Linked DNA regions of Homo sapiens: region 1 is linked to region 2. Evidence: read pairs that join two places in POLR2A ChIA-PET (ENCODE). Cell type or tissue: PC-9. All regions are shown on one strand. Links, peaks and the distances in the headings refer to the core of each region. The heading gives the core; the rest is flanking DNA.

Region 1 (2,893 bases), core at 242-2,741, 84 kb after region 2:
AAGGAAACAAGAGAGCCAAGGAGTCTAGCATGGGGAGAGAAAAGCACAAGGTCACATGGTGAGGGGTGAGGGCTCCAGGGGTGAACATGGTGTGCCACATCAAATCTGATGTATCTCCTTTTCCTTCCATCCCCCACCCTCAGCTTGCCTGTAGGGACGGGGTAAACTCACCGCCTTCCCTGCATCAGACCTAAGCCCCATGAAGGCAAGAACCTGGTTTCCCACTGCAGTCCTCCGGCCACCAGGGGGCGACACAGCGCGCACACACACAGTAGGGCGGCATTGGTGCTGATTTCAATGCAGTGGGGGCCGCGGCCCACACTTGCACCGCAGGCCCTGAGTGAGCTGGGGTCTTGCCCTCGTGACCCCCACCCTCACCTAGCTGATCCCCAGTGTTTCCCAGGGGGCGGGAACAGCAGCACAGAGCTGTAGGCCAGGCCAGGGCTTCAGGCCGCCAGGAAAAGGCAGATGAGATGCACCAAGAACATTCTGGGCTGCAGTTTCCCGATCTCCCAGCCGTGGGTCAGGAAATGGGGGGTGGGAGGGTAGGGCCTGAAAACCCCGGGCAAGTCCCAGCTCAGCTGCCGACGGGGCTGGCTTTTTGTCTCCCTTAAAAATACCAATGTGCAGAAGTTGGGTTCGTAAAACCCTCTCTGCTGCTGGACTTAAGTTCCCTTCCCTTCCCTTCCCTTCCCTTCCCCTTCCCTTCCCCTTCCCCTTCCCTTCCCCTTCCCCTTCCCTTCCCCTCCCCTTCCCCTCCCCTTCCCCTCCCCTTCCCCTCCCCTTCCCCTCCCCTTCCCCTCCCCTTCTTTCCTTTCCTTTCCTTCTTTCCTTTCCTTTCCTTCCCTCTCTCCTTCCTTCCTTCTCTCTCCTTCCTTCCTTCTCTCTCTCCTTCCTTCCTTTTTTCTTTTCTTTTCGTTCTCTTCCTCGAACTGAGCCCAGCTCCTGGTCCCAGTTCAGGGCCTGGAAGGCGGACGGGAGGGAGGGCCAGGCCAGGACTTGCTGGAACGACCAGAGCTCTCGTTTAGTAAACAAATAACTTAGTCCCGTGCTGGGCTGGGGGCTCCCCGGTGCTTCAGTGAACCCTATAGGCACAGCCGGCGCAGGCACTTTGAGCATCCTCATGCAAAGATGAGGAAACGGAGGCACAAAGAGGGAGGAAGCACAGGCTTGATGCACTTCCAGGCCTTTACCCACCAAAATGGCCCAGCACCTTGAGATAATGTTCGAGAAAACTCCTGGATGCTCAGTAAAGCCCTCGCTGACTCAGCCTTACGGACAGGAGCAGGTGGACTCTCTGCTCAGTGGGGACACGCCTGGAGTCCCAGGAGAGCCCCGAGAGCCAGTAGACACATGGAAGGCACCCCAGACCCCAGCCAGCAGCGTGGCCCGGAAACTCTGCCCCCAGCCAGGAATTCCAGCCCTTACCAAGGTCTCCTCTGCCTGAGGGGCCGCTGGGTGTCAAGGGGCCGACAGAACAGCATTCTCGGTCAGGACATGGGACACATGGGGCCAGGTTGAGAAAGAACCCTGGATACTACCATTGCCCTTTGTGAAGGAAGCTTCTGGGGATCCTGAGAGAGGTACCAGCTCTGAAGCTCCTGGCCCTGCCCCCTGCGTTGGCAGAAAGCCTCTCTCCTTGGGTCCCTCAGCAGGCAGGCAGGCTCTGGATAGGGCAGGGCCCAGCTACTGGGGCATCCTGGTCTGTCTTCCAAGGCCCAAGCCCGGACCACCCCACTCATGAGCAGCTGCCTCCCTTCTGGGTCTACCTTGCACTGCCATGACCACCCTCTGCCAAGCAGCTGGCCTCCTGGGGCCAGGGCAGCCTCTTCCGCAGTGGCAGGCACCTGCTATGCCCTGGCACTGGGCCCCTGTCTCCCAGCCCTCTCCATCCTGGGTCCATCACAGCAGGCTTTGTATTTACTTAGGCCAGGAACCAGGTGCTGTTCCGGATGGGGGAGACACCCAGGCCCAGCCTCAGGGCACTGGCCACCTGGGTGTCCTGTGGGGGTGGTAACTGTGGCGGAGATGACACCCACATTTTCCTGTTGGGGCCGTGCACACACAAGCTCATCCTGCCCCTCCTCCTGGCTTGTGTCCCTGCAGGGGACCCTGCCTGGCCTTCTCCACAGCCAATGTGAGCCCTCCCTGGTCCAGTCCTCCCTGGTGCCCCCATAGCACCCGTCCCTCACATTGGGCTTACACCAGCATCCCCCGAATGCACTGAAACCTGGCTGCGGGCGCTACCCTGCAGCTTCGGACTCAGGGGGGCGGAGAACATGCCTTTCTCCCAAGTGCCCAGGGGATGCTGATGCAGCGGGCGCGGGGAGCACACTGGGGGAGCACACTGGGAGAACCACTGTCCCGAAGGATGGCCCCCAAAGCAGGTCTGGCCCAGCAGGGGCTCCTCTGAGTGAGTCCTCACTCCTTGGGACCAACCTGACCCTCACCCTAGGCCTGTCCGTGTGGCCTCTGCCTCAGGACGGGGACCGCTCTGGGGATGCACCTGCTGGCCTCAGGGGTTGTCCCTTGGCCTGGGAGACCCCTGGCACCCCCGCTGTCCTCTCCTTTCCAGGTGACTGGCTCCTTCTGGCCCTTTAAGATGGTGCCGGGCCTCGCCTTCTCCAGGAAGCCTGCGTGACCTCCCTAGTGCTCGCGGCCTGGCCCACCCTGCTTGTTTTCATTTTCCTTGTTTTTCTGGAGCTGCTCCCTTGGCCAGCCTCCCCAGGACACTGTGACCTCGTGTCCAGCTCCACGAGGGTGGGCCCTCAGCCTCACCTTGATGCACAGGCCTGGTAAACAGTGGGTGCTCCATAAATGCCTGTGGGCCGAGTCACTGGCTGAGGCGGAGCCCCTGGGAACCAAGCACCCTGGGAGGGCTGAGGTGGTGCCG
Region 2 (2,893 bases), core at 112-2,611:
GGGCTCAAGCACATAAAGCACTTCTAACAGTGTCTGGCAGGCACTGCGAGAGCCAATGATGGGAGACTCAACCTCCTCCCCCTCCTTCGTGGCTTGTTTTCTGATTCATGTACTTGTTACTTGCTGGGTGCTGTCTGTGGGATCAGTCAGGCACTTGGCTGCCTAGAATTCTGTCCCACTGCACTGTGATGAGCCCAACAGCCAAGATCCCTGCGAGCTCACAGCTCAGGAGGCGGTGCCTAGGGGCTTCGCTGGTCCACAGTGAAGACCTCTGTTGGGCCATCCAGTGGCAGAACAGGGCAGGACAAAGGAGGCCGTGAGTGCAGTGTACAGCACACAGGACTCAGAGACCCCAAACTTGGGGCCGTGTCCTGGCTCTGTCAGTGTGAGGTCTCACCCATGCAGACACTCCGTGGATCCTTGGTTTTCCAGCTGGTGAGATGGGGAAGCCAAGATGACTAAGATGCATGGTGATGAGGAAGTGGTCCCAGGTGCGAGAGCCTGGTCCAGGCCTAAAGACCGTCACGGGAGTGATCTCGACAACTGGTAGGGCGAAGGCACCATGGGACCCAGCATAGAAGAGCAGGTGTCTGCAGGAGGGACAAGTGGAGCTCTGGGGCCTCTTAGGCTGCCTTCTGTGCTGACATCTTTGGTTCTGCCATTGTGGTTTCTGGAATGGGCTGGCAGGCCAGGGGCCAGAGAACGCCCCAGTTTCCTCTGCCCCTCCTCTCCTACCTCTGGAAGGCTCAGGCAGCCAGGGCCGGTGGTCTGAGGCTGCAGCTTCCCGGAGCTCCAAGCCAGCAGCAGACGCTTATCAGCCTGCTGTGGTGCGGGGGCCGAACTCTGCCCAAACGTCTTCCAGATGTGGCCGCAGCTACTCGATAGCCTGGCTCCAGCCGGGGCTCTAGGCCAGCAGGCTCCCGTTAGCCTAGCTGTTAGGAAAACAAAACCCAATGAAGGCCCAAGGGACCCAGCTTCTCGGAAGGGAAGGGAGTGATTGGGCAGAAGCCCTGGCCAGGCCCGGCCACTGGCCCTAAGCTTGGGGTGGTCATGGCCGTCTGCTGGCTCCTCTGGGCTCCTCCTGGGGTGAGCCTGGGCCCCCTGGCTAAAGGGGTTCCCCTGTGTGCAGGATGCAGCTTTTGTCTCTTTTGCTTCTCCACAGTGTGTGCGGGTGGGGGGCGTGGGGTCATGTCCCTATCACCGTAGACAGGATGGCAGCTTGACAACATGGTGCAGTTTGCCGATGAGCCTGAGGGGCCGGTGCACCTCTGCTGCCTTCCTGGCCCAGGGCGGGACTGAACCCAGGCCAGGTTCTCAGTGGGGGGGTGGGTGGGGCTGGGTCCGATGGCCCCGGCAGGATAAGCAGGTGTCACTGCTGGAAGTTTTGGGGACTGAAGGGCCTTACCCAAGGACACACAGCCCCAGGGTGGGTACTCCAGAGCCAGTTCCTTTCTGGCTCATGGCCTGCTCCCGCCTGCGGCCGGTGTGCAGGTCAGCGGGGTCAAGGCTGTCTTCTGTGGTCACTGACTAACTGTTTTTTGCATGTGGACTCGTCAGGGAGGCATAAACCTGCCCTTGCCAAGACAGATATGGAAAAATCCACTCATCCATTCATTTGACAAATATTTGTTAAGTGCCTGCCTACGGCCCGCCAGGCGGAGCGCGGGAACGCGATGCTGATTTAGACACTCCCAGCCTGGGTCGAGCTTCCAGGCTTCATGGGACCACATCCGCCCCTGGCCTGCTGGGCATGGTCTTGGCCTGTGTGATGCAGGCTGGGCCCTGAGCGACGGCTCTCCCGCCACCTCCGTCGTACAAAGGCTGCAGGGGAACGAATGACTAGGTAACTGGGGGTGACCTTGACTCTGTGTGGCTTTAAGACACAAGCCAGCTGTCCAAAAGCTTTGAGCTATGATTGCTGGCAACAATTTGCCTCAATACCCCTCCCAGACCAGGGCAGCTCCCCGCAGGCTGGGGGCCATGGCTGAGAACTGCTGGAGGGACACACGTCCCAGGCACCACCAGTCACCGATGACTGGGCTTTGCACCACTGGAAAACCAGCTGGGGGACTGGTGGGCCCCCAGTGAGCCCTGCTGATGCCACCTTCGCTCTCCCAGCGCCTCCCTCCTCCCCACACTCCTGCCTGGTGGACTTGGCTCCCTCCCGATGGGCAGCAGCCTTCCTGGTCTCTTTCTGCCACTGCCCACCTCTTCATGGAAGCCAGACCCACTGTCAGGCTCCCCCACCTAAAACCCTCACATCCTTAGAACCTGCCCACTGACGCCCACCTTGTGCAGTTCCCAGACAAACCCTGTTAGATCTTTCTCCCTCTCCCTGGGCCACTGGCCCCTTCTCCTTCGGGTCTCCCAGCAGCGCCCGCACTGGGCAGCCTTTCTGACCCAGCGCCTCACTCCCCCAATCCCCCGCGATGGCTCAGTTCTGGGTCTGCCTCCCCCATCAGTCTGTGCACCATCGGAAGGCAGAGCCCAGGTCTGCTGGACTTGTGTGACTCCTTGGGGTTGGGAAAGCTGTGCGGCACATGGAGACACTCAGGAAGGGGCGACGTTTAAACTGGGCCCTGGGACCGAGCCCCCTGTTTCCTGCTGTTTCAGGTCAAGCGTTGGGGCGGCACAGCAAGACCAGGGCAGAGCTGGTGATATGACACAGGGCACGATTCACCCGAGATGGTTGGAGGGGAAGGGTCACCCGTCAGTACTTTCACACGCAAGGCCACGCCACGAGGCCAGCCTGTGTCTGCCTCCCAAGTCCTGCTCATGGGCTCAGTCGGCCACAAATCCTCCCCCTTGAGGGAGGGCAGGAGAAAAGCCCAGCAAAGCCACATTTTTCCTCCACCTTTGGCCACAGGTGACCATGAACACAGGACAGACACAC

What was found. ChIA-PET counts read pairs that join two places held together with the same protein. Peaks named below come from ENCODE experiments on the same cell type or tissue, not always from the same donor. Only the 100,000 strongest peaks of a DNase experiment are listed, where the experiment ranks them.
Region 1: POLR2A ChIA-PET joins it to region 2 with 5 read pairs; 2 of 35 experiments call an interaction of 5 or more read pairs at or near these places.

What each region holds. Positions count from the first base shown.
Region 1 is chr9:133,589,368-133,592,260 of GRCh38, forward strand. All of the region lies in intron 1 of FAM163B (family with sequence similarity 163 member B), which reads right to left. Among named protein-coding and RNA genes, the nearest start is that of FAM163B, 19 kb to the right of the region's middle. In PC-9, for the core only: a CTCF peak has its summit at 430; no DNase peak of the experiment used is centred there; H3K27me3 peaks cover 936 bases.
Region 2 is chr9:133,505,173-133,508,065 of GRCh38, forward strand. No RefSeq gene overlaps it. Among named protein-coding and RNA genes, the nearest start is that of MYMK, 18 kb to the right of the region's middle. In PC-9, for the core only: no CTCF peak of the experiment used is centred there; a DNase peak (open chromatin) is centred at 1,579.